Linked DNA regions of Mus musculus: region 1 is linked to region 2. Evidence: chromatin loops called from intact Hi-C (ENCODE). Cell type or tissue: heart. All regions are shown on one strand. Each heading gives the region's core, and the rest is flanking DNA. Links, peaks and the distances in the headings are about the cores only.

Region 1 (10,971 bases), core at 2,892-7,891, 120 kb before region 2:
CCCGCTTTTGAGCATCAGCCACCAAGGGGTTGTAGAAGTCCTGGATGATAGAGTGGGCAGTCCAGCAGACAGGAATGAGCGTCAGGACCCCAGAAATGACAAAGATGATGCCAGAGATGAGCACCAGACGAGACTTGGAGTTCCTATCTTCCACACAGGTAGTGCACTTGGCTCCAGCCAGGTACACGAGCAGGCCAAGCAGGACAATGAGGAGGGTGACAACACAGAGGGCTCTGGCAGCCTGCAGGTCCTGGGGCAGCGCCAACAGTGAGTCATACACCTTGCACTGCATCTGGCCAGTGCTCTGAACCACACAGGACATCCACAGCCCCTCCCACACCATCTGGGCCACGACGATGCTGTTGCCGATGAAGGCGGTCACCTTCCACATGGGCAGGGCACAGGACACCAGGGCGTTGACCCAGCCAAGCAGGGTCAGGACGATCCCCAAGATTTGCAGACCAGTAGAGGCCATGATGAGGTTGAGGGGGCTGTGTAGTGTGGAGGAGATAAAAGGAGAGTCATGTTAAAGAGCAGCATGTCTGGACATCCCACCTCGACAGCTGATACCAGCACCAAGCACCTTGACAGTTGGCTGCTATGTCCTGTAGTGTGGATTAGATACACTTCCTGGGTCAGTCAAGAGCAAAATAAGCATTTACTTCTTTCCTAGACTGTGACAGGTGGAGAATGAAATCCTGTTGATTTTCATGCAAGGGACAGGAAATAAGACATACCTGAAGCACAGGACAGCCCATAGCGACAGTTGTGTCTAGATTTTAGTTTAGTTTTGTTTTTTATATCTTAGCTGAGAAAGGGTCTTATGTAGCCCAGGCTGGCTGGCCATAAATTCCCTGCATAGCTGATGCTGGCTGTGAACTCCTGAACCTTCTGTGTCCACTCCCTGAATTCGGGGACTGCAGGGTTTACCACCAGAGGGGTAAGGCAGGGCTTCGGCTTTTTGCACGCCAGGCAAGCGGTCTAGGAGCTGAGTCACATCCTTAGGTACATTTTATCAGAACAAAGACAATGACATGTCGGGAGTATAATTTTGGATTGGTCGGGCTCTCGATACAAGTTTCAGGCCCACCCTTATCCCGTGAGCACTCAGAGGAGACCTGAAGCTTCCTCCTGCCACCCAAGCAAGGTTCAAATGGAAACCCCCAGCTCTGTTTCAGGTGGGTATAATTCCTTGAAATCTCGCCCTCCCTATGTTCCAAGGTCTGCTCCTCCCAATCCCTGGAAGTTGCTGGAAGCCCTGCCAGTCCGGGTCCAGCCCACCCTATAGGGTGAGAGAGATAAGGAAAAACAAGCCCTTTTGCCACAAAACAGATTTTCCTAGGCTACCAGCTCTTTCTTGACCCACCTCCACCTCTAAGGGTCAAGGTGCGGGCCTCGAGGCTGGGAGCATCCTTTTGAGTTTTAGACCAAAGGCCGTGCTACCTTTCTTTCCCCTCTCCACACAGCTTTAAGGAGCTAAAATTCAAGATCCCAGTGCCTTTTGTGACAGGCACCTGTGTCCTTCATTTTGCTCTTCATGATGTTGATACGAAGGGAATCAGTTCTGCTTGGCGCCCTGCTGTGGCTCTTCATAACCCTCGGTTCTACAAGTCCACCTTGCCCCTAAGAATGGCATAGGCCCCTTTCGACTCCTCTCACTTGCAGGCTCACGCTGGGGACCATTCTCTCCCTCTCATCTCTGTCCCTCTCTACTTACCGAGTGCTCGGTCAGCTTTGTCTGCGGACGTCCAGTCCGGTTCGGCCACCCCTGATATCCGAGCCTAGGAGTGCGAGACCAGGAGGGGCTTAATGGCGGCGCCCGCAGCTGGGTCCGCGCCTGCAGGTGAGGGGGAAGGGAGTCCCGCCCCAAAGTGGCCAAGCAGGTGGAGGAGGGGCGTCACAGGTTTCGGTGCCTTTGTCCCAGGGGAGGGGGAGGGGTGTTTAACTTTTCTGGGGCCGAGGGGACCCGAGCGCTTCTCCCGACGCAACCCTCTCCTGCCTAGGTGGCCACCGCAGGTGGCCGCCACCAGGATCAAAGCTCCAGCATTTAACTCACGCCCGCACGCACTCTGCCACATCCCCTGCCTGCGTATTTTCACACCCGCAATTTACACACATACCCCAGGCTCACCTGCAAAAGAGACTGCTAAGATTTCCAGGTCGAAAGTAGGAATGAGGGCGGAGGCAAGGGGTCTTAAAGTCTCAATGACGTCACTGGACCACCTCTCTTTGGGAGGAGCAGAGACCCCTGCGGCGATAGCCACCTGCGTGCGTTTCCCAAAGTTCCCTTAGTTGGTGGCCACTCCAAGGGCGGAACCTGCTGAGTTCAGTAACCTGGGCTATGACTTGAGACTTTACTCAACTTTCCCCAGTCCCAGTTTCTCGCTTTGCGAATGAAGACAGGTCTGTATGTTACCTAAGGATACATTACTTTTGTGACTCTTTTTTGTGACTCTTTGGGGGGCAGGGACGGCGGGGGGACGACGACGACGACGACGACACCCTGTCACACTGCATACCTATGATCAGAGTTTGTTCTCTTCTTCTACTCTGTGGGCCCCAGGGATCGAACTCAGATTGCCAGGCTTGGCAGCAGGCAATCTTACCCACTGAATCATCTCGTGCTCTTCCCGAGGCCCTTAAGAAAGCAATATATAGCCGGGCAATGGTGGCTCACGCCTTTAATCCCAGCAGTTGGGAGGCAGAGGCAGGCGGATTTCTGAGTTAGAGGCTAGCCTGGTCTTCAGAGAGAGTTCCAGGACAGCCAGGGCTATACAGAGAGACTCGTTTTGGAGAAAAAAAAAGAAAGAAAGAAAGAAAGAAAGAAAGAAAGAAAAGAAAGAAAGCAACAGAAAGCAACATATATGGCCAGGCGTGGTGACACATGCCTTTAATACCAGGGCTGGGAAGGGAGAGGCAAGCGGATCTCTGTGAGTTTGAGGCCAGCCTGGTCTACAACGTGAGTTCCAGGACAGTCAGGGCACAGTGAAACCTTGTCACAAAACAAAACACAGAGCCAGGCGTGGTGGCGAATGCCTTTAATCCCAGCACTCGGAGGCAGAGGCAGGTGGATTTCTGAGTTCGAGGCCAGCCTGGTCTACAAAGTGAGTTTCAGGACAGTCAGGGCTATACAGAGAAACCCAGTCTCGAAAAACCAAAACCAAAACCAAACCAAACAAACAAAACAAAACACCAAGACAAAAAAACAAAACAAAAACCCAACCAACCAACCAACCAACCAACCAAAAAAAGCAGCACGTGGGTCTGGAAAGATGGCTCATGGGTTAGCCTTTCTGCTCTTCCAGGTGCTCTTTTTTTTTTTTTTTTTTTTTTTGCTCCCAGCTTATAACCACTTGAAATTCGATTGCCAGGAGATCCGTTGCCCTTCTCTGGACTCCAGAGACACTCAAACATATGTGTCACACACACACAAATAAAAGGTATCTTTCAAAAAAGAAAGTAGCATTTCTATATATGCTTGCAGTACTGTTTACTGATACCGGAGAATGCCAACATCAAGATCAGCCTAAGCTATGCAGCTAAAAAACTAAACCAAACCAAAGAAAATCGGTGTGGTGGTTCCTGCCTACAATCCTAGCACTTGAGAGGCTGAGATGAGACAGAATGTTTCAAATTCGAGGCTACTCTGGGATAGAGTATGAGATTTTGTTGGTCCCCCCCACCCCCAAATCCAAACAAAGCAAGCAAACATAAAGGATGTGTGGATATAACTCAGTTCTCGCCTGGTATGTTTGAGCCTCTGGTCTCCACCCCAGAATTGCAAAAGAATAGACAAATCTAATTTATTTGGGCTTAAAAAGAGGAAAAACCCAACTATGCAGTTATGTCTTATAACTGATTTCCTTCGCTCCACATCGTGGGTACTCAAGTTTGCAGAGGGCGGAGTAGGGTAGACACTTGGCGGGACTGTGTTGAATGAATGGTTTTACTGAACTGACTGGGTTTAACTAACTGCTTACTCGCAAAGCAGAGTGGCTGTTGGGGCGGGCCGAGGCCAGCGCTCCGCCCCGGAAGGCGGGGGCGGGGGCGGAGCCGCAGCCCTGAGTCTGGCTTGCGGGTGGTGGGAGCAGACAGTTCTTGCCTCGGGACCGGCAATCATGGCTTCGGCTTGGCCGCGGTCTCTGCCGCAGATCCTCGTGTTGGGATTCGGCTTGGTGTTGATGCGCGCCGCGGCCGGGGAGCAAGCACCAGGTATGCACGGCTCAGACGACGGTAAACCTCGGACTTTGGGGAGGTCAGAAACGGAATTTGAGTGCCTGGAGAACCCGGTGAAACCAGGGAACCGGGAAGACACGAGGATTTGCGATTTGTGCTCTTCAGGCAGCAAGTTCCAAGTGGGAAAGGTCTCAAGTTTTATCCGCAGTCCGAGCTTCAGTTTCGCTACCTGTCCAATTGAGGTGTGGGAGGTCTTCTGTCTCAAAAGTGAGAGCCAGAGTAGAGAGAGAACGTATATTTGAGGGCAGGAGGTTTGTTTTGGGAAGGGGGCACGTCCTCAAACTGGTCTGTAATGAGATCTGTCCAGTCTTGGTATCTTTGAATCGCGAAGGGGCAATGGGGACTTTGCCCTCTATACCATGTGGGGGTGCCCCTTCCATCCGGTGACTTCAATGCCCAGTTATGCGGGGGGAGGGACTGGGGTCGGGCCCGGTGCCCAGGAGTGAGTCACACTGTGGCGCGCGGGGGGGTACTGTCCCCCCCCAAGTCCCGCGCCACTCGACCCCCCTCCCGCACTGCCGCGTTTGGGTCAGGCGATGCGGTCACCTGCGAGGAATGAGTGGGGGGCGGGGGGGACACGCGATAGTGACTCACGTTATTCGAGCCGACTGACCCTGACCTCAGCCCCCAGAATAGCCGCACCCAGCCGCAAGCTTCTGACCTGCAGCCCCCTCCTCAGGCACCTCCCCATGCTCTAGCGGCAGCTCCTGGAGCGCGGACCTCGACAAGTGCATGGACTGCGCTTCTTGTCCAGCGCGACCACACAGCGACTTCTGCCTGGGATGTGAGTGGGGGCGGGGTGGGGCTGGTGGCAAGCGGATCCTAGACCTGGGTAGTGGGTTGTTGGGGCAGAGAGGAGGGTTGTAGACGTAGGATATAGGAAATCAGGGAAGACTGACTGAGGAAGGGGCTTCTATCAGGGTGTGTATTGTGTGTGTGTGTGTGTGGGGGGGTAAGCTTGAGACCTCCTTGAGGACAGACTAGACTGCTGTCCCAAGGGCAAGATCTGATTTGAACCCTGATCACTAGGCGCCGCAGCACCTCCTGCCCACTTCAGGCTACTGTGGCCCATTCTGGGGGGCGCTCTTAGTCTGGTCCTGGTTTTGGCGCTGGTTTCTAGTTTCCTGGTCTGGAGAAGATGCCGCCGGAGAGAAAAGTTTACTAGTAAGTGAGCTCTCCACCCTCGCTCCTCCCACCTCCCTCATCACTTCCCTAATTGTCCCCTAACCACAACAACCCCACTTTTTATTTTCCAGCCCCCATAGAGGAGACTGGTGGAGAGGGCTGCCCAGGTGTGGCACTGATCCAGTGAGGAGCACCCGCGCTGGGGCCCACTCGTCGTCCATTCATTCATTCTGGAGTCAGCCTGGCCTTCCAGACAGAAGCCGAGCCAGACTCTTTCAACCACAAGGGGGTGGGGCGAGGTGGTGATTCACCTCCAAGGACTGGGCTTAGAGTTCAGGGAGCCTTCCAAGGTGTCCAATTGCCCTATCTCTGGGTCTGGGGCAGACAGAGAGCCTCAATCTGGGTCACAAAGCGACCCATACTAAGGAACTGCAGCATTTGCACAAGGGAATCTCTTGTTCCCCACAAGTCCTGGCAGTCTGGCTGACTTGAGGGGCAGACACAACACTGGGTCCCACCCACTCGGAGGGGCTATAATGCCACTCCCTGAGTTTTAGCCCTAGGAGTGGGTCAGATTGACAGACCTGTTCTTAACACTAAGGGGGCTGGCCCTCTGGGAGGGCTGGCCCCAGTACACACGGAAACAACCATCTCCCAAGGGGGGTGATATTTATTGTGGGGATAATGTTTGGAGGGGAGGGAGACTTATTAATAAAAGAATCTTTAACTTTAAGATATGGCCTGATCCCTAACTTGACTCCCCAGAACTGGAGGGAGGGAGCCAGTCGGCCACTGCGGGGGCGGGGGTGAGGCTGTGACTCACACATTCTCAATGCCTGGAGCTCAGCCTGCCAGGACCTGGCTTGCCCTCACCGATTTTCCAGGGAAGATTTTGAGGAGGAAACCCCAGCATCCAGTACCCCACCCTCCCCAAAGGCTGCTGAGAAATCTTCAACTGCTCACAGGTCTTTATTCACTAATGGGGTAACATTTTCCCTTTCCCAGGCTGCCTTTCACTGAGGGTTCCACCGAGCTAGTGTCCTCTTGTCAGAGGGAAGGTCCTGGTGGCCAGGTTTGCAGAAGGACTTCATCCCTTTCTGGGAGTTGCTGGTCTTTGTTGTCAGAAAGAAGATAGGGAGGGACACAGGCCATCAATACTCAGAGCTCCACGATATCCCCAGCTGGGGACGCAGGGTAGTAGGGACTGGGGGTATCCCCCAGCCTCAGCAGCCTGAGGGCTTCAGGAATCAGGCTCCCGGGATAGCGCCAGAGAAGCAGCTCTGGGCAAGGGCTCCTAAAAGAAGAAAAAAAGATTGAAAGAACAGGGCAGAAGGCTGGCTTGGCAGTGCCACCTCCTACCAGGTCCAGGTCGCCTGGAGCCAAAGATGGAAAACAGCACAAGTTGGCTAGAAGCTAAAAATAGCACGATGAGGCAGAGAGTGAGGAGGGGCTCTGAGGACCGAATGTGATCCTCTAGAAGGCCCTCAAGGGGAGGTGCCTACCTGAGTGGTGGCAGGGCTTCGGGAAAAGTCACAGGGGGGCTGCAGTAGGGGTGGTCATTATGTAGGCTGAGTCGGGAGAAATGGGTGGCCATGTTCTCCTCAGACAGGAACTGCTTGTGCAAAGGTTCCCTGGGGGAAAGACTGGAGAAGAATAGAGGCAGGGATGTTGAGAGTGGAGGCAAACTGATGAGGACCAAAGGTGAATCTTGGAAGCCCCATCCGCCCCTACACTTAGAAGTTCCTTCTCCAGGGCTCTCCATGGTCACTGGCACAGCTCCTCTGAGAAGGGAGCTGGGAAGTAGCGCCAGGTGTAGTCCACTCTCTTTGCCCCTTCCCAAAGATCTGTCCACCTGAGTCTACAGGGTAAACCAGGTTCCCAGAATCAGCCTTGTCTTGTGTGGCCTAAGCCACCTTCCTCTCCCAGGCTATACACAGGTTACCTTGGAAATCTTGACCTTGGCTTCCCTGCTTCAACACAAGCTCAAGCACCACGGTTTCCTGAATCGCCTCCCCACTTTCCAGGATCCCCCTACTGACCAGCCCTGGATCCCCCAGCCAAAACTCCTGCCCTCCGCTCGTCCAGCCCACTCAGGGACCAATTACACACCTGGCGTTTAGGCCGCGAGTTACCCCAGTGGTGGCCCGTGGGTCCCGACTTGGGGGACCTCGCTCCAGGGGCTGTTGCAGGATCATTACGGCTCAGGGTCCTGCAGATAGAGGGGTGGGATTCAAGCAGCAGAGGCGGAGCCTTTGAGGGCGTGGTACAGCGCGAGGGGCGGGCCTACCGGCGTGCGCACTGGAGACGTTTTACGCAGGCGCGGAAGACAGGAATCAGGTTAGAGGTTAGAAGGCGGGACAGGTCGGCGCGGTGGGGGAGGGGATCCGGCGTGGCTGGATAGTTCTGGGCGCTTTTTAGCATAAGGGTGCTTCGTGTAGTTCTCCTAGGTTTCTGTGGTTCGAGACAGCACGGACCTGCCGCCTTAGTTGCTGGGCGACAGGCAGTGCTAGGTCTTGGGGCGTAACGAGAAGAGCCACCATCAGGCACGTCCGGAATCGAGAGGTTGTGTCGTGCGTCGAGAGATTGTGTCACACGTAGAGCCCTCTGGGACTTGTAGTTCTCAAGATGGAGCATGCCGCACCGCTCGCGGTGCCTCTGGGTCAGGTGAGTCGAGTGTATGCACAGTGCCTTCTGGGGTTTGTAGTCTTGCTCTGACATCTACCCCTGGAGTGTTCCAGGATACCCAGTGTTCATAGGTGATTTGTGGGACTTGTACCCTGAGCCCACGAAAAGTGATCCGGAACCTTGAGATCTAATAGTGACTGAAGGATTAGATGTTGGTACATTTTCCTGTGCGGGATAATAGAGCCACTTAAAAAAATTTGCGCCGTTGGAGGTGGTGGCACATTTACGATCCTAGCACTGGGAAGGCAGAGGGAGACATATCTCTTGTGAGTTAGAAACCAGCCTGCTACTTAGTGAATTCCATGTCATCCAATGCTATATAGTTAGACCCTGACTCAAAAAAAAAAAAAAAAAGTTCATCGTAATTGTAAATGAGGTGCCCCTCCCCCTTTAAACCCAGGGTCTTGGTCTTCATAAGAATGTGCTCTATTATTTAGTTACAGCTCAGCCCACTGCTTACTGGTGTGAGACAGTCTCGTAAGTCTTGAACTTTGTTATATACTGGAGAATGTCCTTGAACTTCTGTTCTTCCTGCCTTCACCTCCACTGAGTGCTCCAGGCTATTGGGTGTGCTGCAAAGCCCAATATCTACAATGCTGGTGCTCAAACGCTGAGCTTTGAGTAAGAATAGGTTTTTGGGTATGGAGAGAGAGTGGAGGATCTGAGCTGGGTGCCAGCACTCAAGTTCCAAAGCTTGTAATTGCCTGTTAATTCCAGCTACAGGGGAGCCAATCCTCTGGCCCCTGTGGACGTACTTGTATATACTTCCCTCACACACTTATACAAAATACAAATAATTAAAATCAGTAAAGTAAATCTTAAAAAGGAAGAAAAGAGCATGGTCTACCATGAGCAGTTACCCTCAGCCCCAAGAACCACTGTGCTTGCTCGTACACACACACACACACACACACACACACACACACACACACATTTTGAGACAGGGTTTCTCTGTGTGGCCTTGGCTGTCCTGGAACTTGCTCTGTAGACCAGTTTGGCCTCAAATTTACAGAGATCTGCCTGCTTCTGCCTCCCAAGTGCTGGGATTAAAGGCATGTGTCACCATTGCCCATATATGTACATCAAACTGGCCAGGAACTCAGAGATTTACCTAACTGCCTCCTCTCAATTGTCGGAACAGATTAAAGGCATGCCACCACACTTGGCTTACTTATTTCCTTGTAAAGTTTTCTCATTGTTTTATGTATGTAAGTGTTTTGCTTACATGTTGTATGTGTGCTATGGTACCCTTAGAGGCCAGAAAGGGTATCACAGGGGAGTGGAGAAATGGCCCAGCACTTGCTACTCTTCCAAAGAAACCAAGTTCAGCTCCTAGTACCCATATAGGAGTGGGCTTACAGCTGCTTGTAATCCAGTTCCAGGAGGTCCAACACTCGACACTGCACATACACTCGCACACACGCACGCATGTACATGCACACACACACACATGCATGTACACTCATGCACAAGACAGAAGCAAGAAGATCTCTCTGGGACCAGCCTAATCTACATAGTGAGTTCTGGGCCAGAGAGGGTTCCTGGTGAGAACCTTTTTCTGAGGGGTGGGGGTAGAAAGAGAGAGACAGAGAGAAAAGGGGAGGGGAGAGGGGGAGAAAGGAGAGAGAGGTGCAGTAGAGGGAGGGGGCTGGGCCCTCCTGGAACTGAGGTGCAGGTGGTTGTGATCTGCCATGTGGGTGCTTTGGGGATCCTCTGCAAGAGTGGCGCACACTTCCCTGCTGAGCCATCTTCCAGACCTCCTCCCCCGCACCCCCATTTTTTAAAGATTATTTTGAGTCACTTAGATTTTTGAGATAGGGTCTGAGATATTTCAGGCTGGCCTGAGGTTTGTCACGTAGTGGAATGTGTCCTTCTGCTTGTACCTTCAGAGTGCTGGGATCACAGGCTACATGTGTGTGCTTGCTTTATGCAGTGTGCTGTGCTAAGCAAGCACTCTACCAATTCAATTCCATCCTTAGTGTGTACTTGAGACTGTCTCATGTAGCCCAGGCTGCCTTTGAATTCACTGTCTAGCTGGGCATAACCTTGAGTTACCAGTGAGTTTCCCTGCCTCCAACTCTCATGTGCTGGGGTTACATTCTATACAACTCCCTCTGGCTTCAGTGCTCTCAAGATTTGTTAGTTTACCTAATCATGACAGAATTTCTTGTGAGTGCCATCTGTCTGTTCAGCCAATGGGAGGAGGCTTGGTCTTGCTCAAAGTCTTAGGTTTTGTTTTTGGTTTTTTTTTTTTTTTTTGAGACAGGGTTTCTCTGTATAGCCCTGGCTGTCCTGGAACTCACTTTGTAGACCAGGCTGGCCTCGAACTCAGAAATCCTCCTGCCTCTGCCTCCCAAGTGCTGGGATTAAAGGCTTGCGCCACCACCGCCGGCAAGCTGTGGCTCCTCGGTTCTTTTTTCCACTCTCTTCCTGGAGTCACTTTGTATGGGCTGATGCCTCTCATCCTGGCTGAGATGGGCTGAGAAGCCTGGGCGGGGGTGGGGGTGGGGGTGGGGTGGGTAAGCAGAAGTCTGTAGGAGGTGGCCCCAGACTTCTTAGACTCTCTTGATCACCCTTTTCCACAGGCTGAGGTATTTCAGGCCCTGCAGCGACTGCACATGACCATCTTTTCCCAGAGTGTCTCCCCCTGCGGGAAGTTTCTGGCAGCTGGCAACAATTACGGGCAGATTGCCATCTTCAGGTACCCTCAACCCTGATTCCTACCACACAGGAGCCCTGGCACTTGAGCCTCCTTGGCTTTGACTTGGCTCCCTACCTCTCTTTCAGTTTGTCTGCTGCCTTAAGTTCAGAGGCCAAAGAAGAAAGCAAAAAACCGGTGGTGGTCTTCCACGGTGGGTATAGCTGTTGAGAGTGGTTCAGGTGACCTCAGGAGAGAGAAGGGCTCACAGGGGCTAATGAGAGTTT
Region 2 (10,971 bases), core at 4,000-8,999:
GACTTGGGAACAAGGTAGGTGGTCTCCATGTCTTCTGCAGCTTAAGAGAGCACGACCCTGTTAGGGTCTTAGGAAGAAGTCATTTTTAGATGAAGGGGTGAAAGGTTTGAGGTGAGACAGGTGGATCCAATGAGAGAGACCCTAGAATTTGGCAACTGTAGGGGCCATGAGAATTACCTTGAAAGGGCCCTGCCATTTAGGAGAGAGGGGTGAGGACTGATGGTCTGGAGGGGATAGAAGAACTTGATCTCCAAAGTTGACAGGCAGTGGACAGTGTGTGGCTGTGGTAGATGGTAGTCAGCAAAGTTTCATAGGAGTGGAGGTGGCAAAGTAATGGGGTGAGTAGATGGTCTGGTAGGGGAGAGCATTTAGGTAGAAGACCAGAAGTTGGGACCAGACATCCATACATGAGCCCAAAAGGTGGGATGAGGAGAGGTCGCTCATAGCCTGAAAAGAGCCAGAGATAGGAGTTTCACCCAACCGAGGTGAAGTTCCTGTGACAGCTTGACAAGAGTGGTTTGCATTAGTTACAGAGCCTCCTTTAGTCATAAGTAACCAGATATCGGCGTGGGATAGGAGGATATGCAACTTGAATATGTATGCATACTTATTACCCCCCACACATGTACTTTAGGCTTACACAAAAGACAACCAGAGTTTGTCTTCCATCACCTACATGGTGATGTCACAACCCTCTGTAACTCGAGGGGATCTAATGCCCTCTTCTGACCTCCAGAGGCACCAGGGATGAATGCTGTACATATGCACACATGCAGGTGAAATACTTATATCATAAAAAGTTTTTAAAAGAAAAAAAACACAGGACACTGTGATATACTACAGCTTCCACGGCAGTGAGATGTTTTCTTTCTTTGTTGATTGTGTGTTTTATTTCAGGGGTGGGGAGGTTGCAAAGGCAAGGAAGGATATGAGGCCAGAGAGATAAGTAGATCTGGGGTGCATGACGTGAAATACAGCCTTCACTACTCCACTGTATCACCTGGTCTGATACAGCAACATCAGGAAAGACAGTACAGTACAAGAATCTCGCAGCCTGATGTGCATTCAGGAGGCATCCTGCGAAGCAGGGTTTAGACAACTACAACCTTGCCTTTTAGCAATCAATTACAGAAGGAAATGTACCCTCTGTAGTCTACGTGGACATGGTTTCAGGGTATCTAGAATCCAGAGGCTTGTGGCAGCAAGAACTGAAGCCTGTCTCAAAACAGCCCTGCCTGAAGCTGCAGGGACAATCAGCTTTGATCAATGTGTAGTTCTCGAAAGGTGTCCATTGAGTGTTTCAGATAGCTGGTGCTGGCATGAGGTCAGTCCGGCTGGCTGTTTGACTAACAGTTCTTTTGCTCAAGGCAGCAAGGGAAACAAGGGAGAGTCCGACAGTTGCCACACAGAGTCAAATTGCCCCGTTCTGGTTTTGTCTATTTTATAGGAAAGTATGTTTACAATATAAAGGTAATTTACCATTAACACCAATAGTGACTTTAACAAACTACAGTAATGCTTAACACATGCCCGGGCAGAGGTGGGCCTCCTGTTCAGTGTCCCTAGGCATCAGGACTCCTGTTCCTCAGCTCAGTACAGATGTAGCTGCTGATAGGAGGGCAGGAGGTACTGACCATGATGGAGGCTCCGCTCGAATTAGACTGCACTTTCCAGGAAGCCCCGAGACCTCCCAAGCATCCGACTTAGGTATAGTGCGACCCAGAAAGCGAAAATGAGACTTCTTCCAAATCTCTAGCTCCAGGGTGTCAGATCGGCTTAGTCGTGAGAATCCTCCCTGTTCATTGGCTGCCCATCTCCGACATTCTGGATAGTACAAGCGCCAAATGCTTATCCCCGCGCATGCGCCAGCTGGTTTCCCAGCGCCCCCCGCGCGAGCTTCCTGCCCCGGGCGCTGCTGGGGAAGCGCCGAGCTCCCGCGCGGCTCTGGGCGGTGTGTCCTGGGGGCGGGACCGGCGCGTTGCGCAGACCGGATCCTGCGGATTCGGCGCTCGAGGCGCCTGCGGGAGAGGACAAGTTCCTGGGAGCAGCGCGGGCTGCCGGCGCCTCCGGGTTCTCCGGGTCTGCCACGCGGAGCCCGGCCACCCTCACCAGGCTGCTGGGGACCGTCCCCATTTCCCACGTCCTGCCGAGCGACCCTGGTGAGTCCGGGCCCTCCCTGAGGACACCTCCTCGGTCACTGGAGGATAAGGCAGAAGGCTCGAGAAGAGAAGCGTAAACGAAGTGCTTGTGGTAGTGGAGAAGAAATGGAAACCGCCCGTATGCATCACTTGGGTTGGTTGAGAAACTGAAGTACCCCGTGCCACGGAAGCGTATAGGTTCACTTTCGAAGAAACGTTGCTAGGTGAAAAATGGTTTGCTCATAAGATCTCATTTATGTAAAACACACATCCCGTGCTTGTAGATTCTGGAGATAACTATTTTCAGTAAAAAAATATGTCACCGTCATATATCAGATTGTCAGTGAATCAAAAAGAAACATTGTTATATTAACACTTCCCTCCCGTTCTTTAATTTATGATGTTCATGCTAATTAGACTGTTGAAATAAAAGAGAAAAATTCAAGTCACACGTATGAGAGTATGTGAAGTAATAACAACATAAAATACAAATACTTGCCATACATTCATATATAGTTGTGAATAAATGGTGTTCATGAGGCCTCCTACCCATCTGCCCCTTAATTGGAGTAAGGTGTTTCTGGAATTTGTAAGCTTTTTATTAAAAAAAAAACAAAAAACAAAGATTTTTATATGTCTTAAGTGTTGGCTTTCATGTATGTAAGTGTACCACATGTATGTAGTGTTCAAGAAGGGCCAACAGAGGCTGTCAGATACCTCAGAACTGGAATTACAGATGGTTGTGAGCCTCTATGTGGATGCTGGAAATTGAGTCTGGGGCCTTGACAAGACAAAGACATACTCTTAACCACTGAGCCATCTATCCAGCCCCATAAATTTGTGAGTTTTCAAATTTGAGAAAAATAACAGTATGGCCCATCAGTAGAGGGACTTAAGACTACATTTATAATTAAACACGATAATTATAATTTTTAAAAGACATTGTTACTCTATAGCTCAGACTGATTCTAACTCTGGCCACTCCTGCCTTGGTCCCTACAGTTCTTGGATTAGACATGTACCACTATGCATGCGCTGCTGTGCCCAGTGAAATTTTACAACTGAAGTATGTCTACTTAAAAACATACTTAAAAATAGCTCAAGTGGTGGCATGGGCCCCCCCAGCAGTTGGGAGGCAGAGGCAAGAGCATTTCTGAGTTTGGGGCCAGCCTGGTCTACAAGTGAGTTCCTTGCTACACAGAGAAACCTTGTCTTGAAAAACAAAACTAGAACAGCTCAGTGATTTAAAGTGGTTTCTGTAGAGTTATTTTATTCTATGTGTGTGAGTGTTTTTTTAAAATTATTTATTTATTTATTTATTTATTTCATGTATGTGAGTACACTGTAGCTGTACAGATGGTTGTGAGCCTTCATGTGGTTGTTAGGAATTGAAATTTTAAGACCTCTGCTTGTTTGGGTCAACCCTGCTTGCTCAGGCCCAAAGATTTATTTATTATTGTACATAAGTACACTGTAGCTGTCTTCAGATGTACCAGAAAAAGGTGTCAGATCTCATTATGGGTGGTTGTGAGACACCATGTGGTTGCTGGGATTTGAACTCAGAACCTCCGGAAGAGCAGTCAGTGTGCTTACTCACTGAGCTGTCTCGCCAGCCCCCAAGTATTTTACCTGCATAGGTGTAGTGTACTATCTGTAGAACTTTTGCCTGAGGAAGTCAGAAGAGGGGGCTTGGCCCCCTGGAACTAGAGTTACAGATAGTTGTGAACCGCCATGTGGGTGCTGCAAACCAAACTTGGTTCCTCTGTAAGAGCAGTAAGTGCTCTTAACCTCTGAGCTATCTCTGCAGCCCGCTAGCTTCAGACTTTCCATGTAGCTGAAGATGACCCTGAATTTCTAATCCTTCTTTGAACATCTGAGTGCTGGGATTACAAATATGTACCATCTCACCCAGTTCCAGGTAGTGGTGGGGATCATTTAAGCTAGGCAAGCAGTCTAACAACTGAGCTACACATGCAGCTAGCTCAAGGAATCTTTACAGACTGCACAGACATGCTTATTTTTGCATGGAAAGTTACTATACATGAAGGTAAAAACAAGCTCATATTAACAGATGGAGTACTGCTTCCAAATGAGGGACATTAGGTTTTGCTGTCAAATGGGCCATGAAAAGCCCAGATTTGGGATGTCAGATGTGGTGATGAAGGATTGTGGGTCGGTATTACCAATACACAGTTACAAAGAGCACACAGTTGCAGTAAAGCATAAAGAGGCTTCAGAGGCACAGAGTGGGTGCCAGAGTCCCCCAACTTTCCTGCAGATTGGTGTATTCCGATCTCCTTCAAATACTGTTCTTTTACTATTTCCATAGGCAAGTGTGTCCTGATGCCAACCCACTCGTCACAGAGAATCCCTCTAGGACACTGAAAGGCTCAGCTCTGGAGCCTCAAGCTAAGGCTGACCAGCCCTGAGCCTTAGGCCAGGGGCATGGCATCCCTCCAGGAGCTCCAAGACCCTGCTCCCGGGGAGGAGGAAGGACTCATGATTGTGAAGGTGGAAGACTGCTCCTGGGAACAGGAGCCTGTCCAGCCGGTGGACAGCCGGGATTCCGAAGCCTGCCGCCAGCGGTTCCGACAGTTCTGCTTCAGGGATGCGGGTGGACCACACGAAGCCTTCAGCCAGCTGTGGGAGCTCTGTTGCCGCTGGCTGCGGCCTGAGCTGCACAGCAAGGAGCAGATCCTGGAATTGCTGGTGCTGGAGCAGTTCCTGGCTGTGCTACCAGGGGAGATCCAAGCCCAGCTTCAGAGACAGCACCTTGGGAGCGGTGAGGAAGCTGTCGCTTTGGTGGAAGACATACAGAATCAGTCGTTGAAAGCCTGGCCACAGGTGAGGGAGGGAGCCCTTCCACGTTTGGAGCCTGAAGAATAGAGACCATCTTCATGGAGATGAGTCTCCACAGGGCCCAGAGGGCAGGGGAAAGCCACCAAGTCTAGAGAAGCACAAACAAAATTCCCAATGTAGTCTTCAGTAAAGAGTCAGGTAAAGCCATGCTTCTCATGACTTTATTGGATTTAAAGTCGTTATGGTCCAGAAATGTGGCTTTTGCTGTCGTTGTATGTTTGTTGGTTTTGAGACAGGTTTTCTCTGTGTAGCCCCTGGCTGTCCTGGAGCTTGCTCCGTAAACCAGGCTGACTCACAGAGATCCATCTGCCTCTGCCTCCCAAGTGAGTCCAGAAAGGTTTTAGCTCTACACAACTACTGTGGTTAATCTATAGGGATACAGTATTACACATCAGAGCTCCAGAGGGGTATAAGGAAACAGAACTGTCTAAGGGTAGCCTGCTGTCTTGTGTTCCAGACACTGGCAGATATGCAGATGGTGTACCAGTGCAGCTAGGCTGTGGGATTCTCCCATGGCAGGAGGACCACCCCTGCTCCATTTCTCCCTTGCTAAGGAGCTATAATTCTGGCCTTTTAGTGACTGGTTCTTGTTTCTTTTCTTTTTTTTTATTTTTTAAAGATTTTATGTATGTATGTATTTATTTATTATATGATGAATACACTGTAGCTGTCTTCAGACACACCACAAGAGGGCATCAGATCCCATTACAGATGGTTGTGAGCCACCATGTGGTTGCTGGTGATTGAACTCAGGACCTCTGGAAGAGCAGAGGTCAGTGCTCTTAACGGCTAAGCCATCTCTCTAGCCCTGGTTCTCGTCTCTTGATCATGAAGTGTCCTTGGGTACAAAACACTGCCTGGTATCTCATTCTTTTCTGGACTTTCTGGGCTTCCATTTGGTCCCTACCCCTCCCCAACCCTTAGGCTCCTAAGGGCTGTGTCCCAGAACTCCTTCCCAGGATTAAGTTGTGTCATCCCTGACCTCCAGGCTGGTCTCTGCTAATGGGCGCGTTATGGTTTCTGCGCAGGATGAGCTCTCAGAGGCGGAGCCGAAGGCAGCAGTCCAGGGACTCCAAGCCACAGGGTCTCCCCAGAAGACAGGGGTCCAGAAGCAACTCCCTGCACTCCAAGGGCAGCGCAGCCATGGTGAGTGTGACTCTTCAGTCAGCAGTGTGGCCACACAGGGGCGCTATTCCTCCTCTAGAATTGCCCCAGAGTGACAGGCAGCAGAAGCTCAGTCACACAAGTACCCGCGCGACTGCATCTGACCGGGGTGGGGGTGGGGTGGGGGGAGTGGGGGTGGGTGTGGGTGGGAGTGGGTGGGGGGTGTGGGTGTGGGGGTGTGTGTGCACCTGCAAGTGTAGATGAAGCCATCCGTCTCAGCCCTTGACTTTAGCCTGTATGAAGCTCTGTTCTTTTCCTTCAGCCCAGCTCCCTGTTCTTAAAGAGCGACAGACAGGAGAGGTGTTGGATGGCTGCTTTGACTCTGCAGTTGATGTGAGTTAACAGTCCTTTATTCTCCCAGAGGGCTTGGTGCTGTTGACTGTATAATTTGACCCCTCCTGTCCTCACTCCCACACAGCTGCCTGGGAGACCCGAGCTGGGTCGTATCTCCCCATTCCAAAAATCTGGGTCATTGGGAGACATCCCTTTCTATTGTTCCCGAGAAGAATGGAGCTCCCTGGACCCTGCTCAGAGGAACCTCTTCTGGAACATCAAGAGAAAGAACTCGAGGGATGCTGCCCTTGGTAAGCAGGTCCATCGGGCCCCTCGCTCAGCTGCAATCTGGCTTTGCTTCCCTGGTCAGGTTCTAAAGCTAGCCCTTCCCAAGTCTCCTCAGCCCTCCTGTGATGTTGTGATGTTGAAGTTTCTGTCTCAGTTGTGTGACCAGTTGGTCCATGCCCTCCATGTGCCAGCTCTGGGCCAGCTCCGTGCTGAGGGCTTGCACGGGCATTTTCTCAGTCAAATCTCAGGCTGGCATATTTGCCCCCAGATAAACTCTGGCATTCAGTGAGATCGATGGATCATGTCAGCCACAGAAATGCTAAAAAACAAGAGCCCTTGTTGTACCCCACTATGTGAAGCCTCACCAAGTCAGGCCCTTTCCCAGTATCCCCTGGTCTCATCTTACTTAACTGGCAGCAGTCTGAGTGCTTTGGGGTTCCTCCCCGCTCAAGGCTGCTGTGAGTCGTCTGCGAGGGGACTACAGTAGCTACACAGTCTGATGCCTTCTGTGTACAGAGTCAAGCCAGCTGTGCTTAGTGGACTGGGAGCGTGCTGTTGGCTTTAACTGTGGAGAGTGGGTACTGGCCACAGGGAGAGAACAGGCAGAGAGAGGGTCTGAGAACAGGCAGTGAGCTGATCCTCCTGCACATACCTCTGCAGGAGGATCAGCTCACTGGTGACCCCTGGTGACCTCGAGGCTCCCTCAAAACTGCTCGTTTGCTGCCTTCCATCATCTTCCCATTAAGAGCACTTTTGAAATAAAATTGCATTTTAATATTTTCCTTTGTGTACAATGCAGAGAAGGACATGTGTGGAGGTCGAAAGGATGGTTTTCTAGGCTTGGTTCTACCATGGAGGTTGGGGGTGGGCTCAGGCTTGGTCATTAGGCTTGTTGGCAAGTGACTTTACCCACTGAGGCCATCTTGCTTGCCTATCATCCAATAATTTTGTAAATGTGAAGACCTAGACTTTTTGTGAGCCACAGCAGCCTGAACCTCAAAGCCAGGGAGATGTCCCTACGTCACATTTCTTCAGATCTCTTCCCGAACCAGAATCAAGGAGGACTAAACAGAGGCTTCACCCCTTCTTGCAGGTTTGAGACCCAAAAGCCAAAAGCCCCCTGCAGAGGAGGCAGCGACAGCATTGTTGGGACAGACTGAAGTGCCTATGTCCTGGAATCCCGAGGAGGCTGAGACCGAGGTCTGGGAGAGCGAGAACCCAATGAGGACAGCCCTGGACCCGCTGGTGGGAGCGCGTCGGGGGCGGCCGCCCACTCACAGGCGCCAGTTTCAGAACTTATTGGCGGAGAAGCCCCACAGCTGCGCGCAGTGCGGGAAGCGCTTCCGCTGGGGTTCAGACCTCGCCAGGCACCAGCGCACACACACCGGGGAGAAGCCACACAAGTGCCCTGAATGCGACAAGAGCTTCCGCAGCTCTTCTGACCTAGTGCGCCACCAGGGCGTGCACACGGGCGAGAAGCCCTTCTCCTGTTCCGAATGTGGCAAGAGCTTTAGCCGGAGCGCCTACCTGGCTGACCACCAGCGCATCCACACGGGCGAGAAGCCCTTCAGCTGCAGCGAGTGTGGCAAGAGCTTCGCACTGCGCTCCTACCTGCTAGACCACAGGCGTGTGCACACGGGTGAGCGGCCATTCGGCTGTGGGGAGTGTGACAAGAGTTTCAAGCAGCGTGCACACCTCATTGCGCACCAGAGCTTACACTCAAAGATGGCCCAACCTGTGGGGTGAGCCGATGGTGGGACCTGAGCAGCACCCCCCACCTGCCCGTACCCCGGCCCTCCAGGGGGACACTTCCTGTGACTCTCACAGAATCTTTTCCTTCCCCCTGGGGATTCATCGCTCACCTGTGACCACTGCCAGCCTGTCAAAGGGACACAAGGCCCCCTTTACTTTGACCTGGCCTGCCTGCTCCCAGGATCCTGCCACACGTCTCTCCCTTTCCTGCTCTGGATTTCTTTTACTTGGTTCCTGGAGCTGCAGTTGCCCTTTGAGGATCACGTGATATTTGGGCTCAGGCAGGACCTAGGGTTTTCCAGAACCCTCCAGCCTTGCTTGGGCAGAGGCTCTTTGTTTTCTACTTTCTTATGTGGACCCATCAGCCTGGCTAAGCCTCTGCTCAGCCTACTTGTGCCTTCCAGTGGGGACTGGCCTCCATCCTCAGGGCCTGCTGTGGTTTGGCCTTGGGAAGGACTAGGCTCACACTAATGGGGATTTAGGTCCTGGGTTCCAGCACAGTGGCTTCTTGGCCGTCAGTGTTATCCAGTACCCTTCATACTTCCAACCTGTGACCACTCTGTCATGCCCTGACCCTGGGAAGCTACCTACTTGTCCTGCTCTGAGCCCCCGAGATACACTGCAGGTCTGGAGGTTAGTGGAGGTGGTGGCTGTAGCAGCAGGCTGACCAGAGAACATGCAGTCCTCCAGATGTGTGGTTTTTGTTGTACTTAACACTACCACTCCATCAGCACTTTGAAGCTGACTCCTCAAGCACTGTATTTCCATGTTTTTAATCTGCATTGTGTGCAGATTCACATTAACATGGACAGACCATGGACCTTCCGAAAGGGCTCAGCCCAATGGGTTTCGGAAGAGTTTGAATAAACATGGAAAATTTCCTCTAAGCTGTGACTCTTTAGCTGGCTTTTCTGTGTTAGGGACGTGGAAGCTATCTCTTGGCCTTTTGGTTTGGTCAGCTGATGGTTCGTAGTGTATGGAGTCACCATGGAAAGCCACATCCTGGACCTGTAATCCTGTGACTCCCTCTCCCAGTGTCAATCCATGTAGTCATGATCTGGAAGTGGGGGGAGCCAAACATGACTTGGAGTCTTTGTCAGGGCCTCCATTCTCAGTGGTGAAATGAGCAAGAGGCAAAAGGAGGACTGACTGGCTGGCAGAGGGGCACGCTGCTGCTCCTAGGATGCAGAACTCAGCTGCCCAATGTGTGCTTGAAGCTGTCAGGTTATCTGCTATTCACAGCCAGCCCTCCATATGTCTCCTCCCCTGTCTTAGTACAAGCTGGGCCTACACTGAGCTGGTAGTACCTGGTCAGGACCAGTCACTCCTTTGACTCTTGCTGATCCTTTTGTTTCTTTTGGACAGCCTGCAGGGGCCTCACCTGGGGATTGATAGTGACAAGATGTTCCCGTCCCTTATGAGCTGATTCATTTGTGCCAGCTTTTGCCCCCCAGGTTTCTTTCTTGGCTAGCTCCCAGTTTAGAACATTATCTTGTGGTCTCAACTATCCCGTGGTTTTCCACGGGAAGGAACTATTGTATGCATGGACTTGTGCACAGCTGCAGGAAGAAGGAGAGAGTGCAGAGATGTTGGGGACAGCGTGAGGCCCTTTTTGGTGCTAGCAGCTCCTTTCTGAGGGAGACACTCAGGTGTAACAAGATCAGATAGGAGCATGGGCCAAGGGCTAAGAATAGAATTTGGGCTCAGGCCCATGGCTCAGGTGGGGACATATGAATGCTAGCCGTGAAGTTGTCAGCCAGAGCCAGAGAAGGGAGCTGGGCTGGGGGAGTTGAGGCCAGGGTTCTAAGGAAGGGCAACGCCCATTTGGGATCATAAGCAGTTGATAGGCGGCAGCGAATGTAGAAGAGGGCAAGGATCAGGCCCCAAGGTACCAGGAAACAGAGCCAGGAAGTAAGCCCGGGTCCTGGAGGAAGCCCCACCTGGTTCTCAGAGCCTTCCTGGTGTGTGGGCCCCTAAGGGCAGCTGCACAGCTGGCGGATGCTTGGGGAGAAAGGTAGTGAGATGCTCTTGCTGGCCCAGTCTGTTCTCAGCACCCAGCTAGGCCCCAGCCCAGCCCAGCCCAGCTCTGGTTTTCCTTCCCCAGGGAAAATACAGTGTTCAGGGTTCAAGGACAGCCTTGGTACTCTGCAGCCCTGGTGTGTCTGCCACAGCAGTTGCTGGTGTGTTCCAGGCTCTGGGCTTTGAAAACTGTGAGAAGAGAGAGGCCCCAGTCCAGGTGAGCTTTCACCCTGTAACCTTCAGCCCTCAGCCAAACACTCACATTTAGCTGGGGCCTCACCAGACTTTGCCTTTTTCTCCTAGAGCCTCCTTAAGGAGCTGCATTTGTCCCGGGAGCAGCTGGATGTCCAGAGGGGTGCTGTGGGGTGTGCCCTTGTGGTCCTAATGGTCCCCAGTGGGCAGCTAAGGCAGCCACAGCTGCTGGTCAAGGAGCTGAGTCACTGTGGGGCCCTTCAGGGTTGCCCCCAAATCTTCCTGT

The links. Hi-C counts contacts between places; a loop is a spot of excess contacts. Peaks named below come from ENCODE experiments on the same cell type or tissue, not always from the same donor. Only the 100,000 strongest peaks of a DNase experiment are listed, where the experiment ranks them.
Region 1: a loop joins it to region 2, with 2.4 times the contacts of the local background. A loop is called at or near these places in 3 of 42 quality-filtered maps.

The regions. Positions count from the first base shown.
Region 1 is chr17:23,670,568-23,681,538 of GRCm38, reverse strand. It overlaps Thoc6 (THO complex 6), which reads left to right and starts at 7,662. Exons shown (of 13, transcript NM_001008425.2): 1 at 7,662-8,025; 2 at 10,632-10,747; 3 at 10,834-10,898. The coding sequence starts at 7,987. Hcfc1r1 (host cell factor C1 regulator 1 (XPO1-dependent)) reads right to left here and starts at 7,931. Exons shown (of 3, transcript NM_181821.2): 1 at 7,471-7,931; 2 at 6,864-7,004; 3 at 6,015-6,655. The coding sequence starts at 7,556. The coding sequence ends at 6,520. Tnfrsf12a (tumor necrosis factor receptor superfamily, member 12a) reads left to right here and starts at 4,090. Exons shown (of 4, transcript NM_013749.2): 1 at 4,090-4,212; 2 at 4,916-5,020; 3 at 5,266-5,400; 4 at 5,493-6,094. The coding sequence starts at 4,119. The coding sequence ends at 5,548. It overlaps Cldn6 (claudin 6), which reads right to left and starts at 2,174. Exons shown (of 3, transcript NM_018777.4): 1 at 2,132-2,174; 2 at 1,718-1,781; 3 at 1-491. The coding sequence starts at 475. In heart, for the core only: CTCF peaks have their summits at 5,638 (motif pointing right) and 7,441; DNase peaks (open chromatin) are centred at 4,038, 4,678, 6,768, 7,648 and 3 weaker places; H3K4me3 peaks cover 4,140 bases; H3K27ac peaks cover 3,919 bases; H3K27me3 peaks cover 176 bases.
Region 2 is chr17:23,555,157-23,566,127 of GRCm38, reverse strand. Zfp213 (zinc finger protein 213) reads left to right here and starts at 1,902. Exons shown (of 6, transcript NM_001033496.3): 1 at 1,902-2,159; 2 at 4,468-4,982; 3 at 6,026-6,143; 4 at 6,424-6,494; 5 at 6,580-6,745; 6 at 7,816-9,361. The coding sequence starts at 4,584. The coding sequence ends at 8,468. 6330415G19Rik (RIKEN cDNA 6330415G19 gene) reads right to left here. Exons shown (of 2, transcript NR_126484.1): 2 at 834-2,358. It also overlaps the pseudogene Casp16. In heart, for the core only: a CTCF peak has its summit at 6,161; a DNase peak (open chromatin) is centred at 6,157.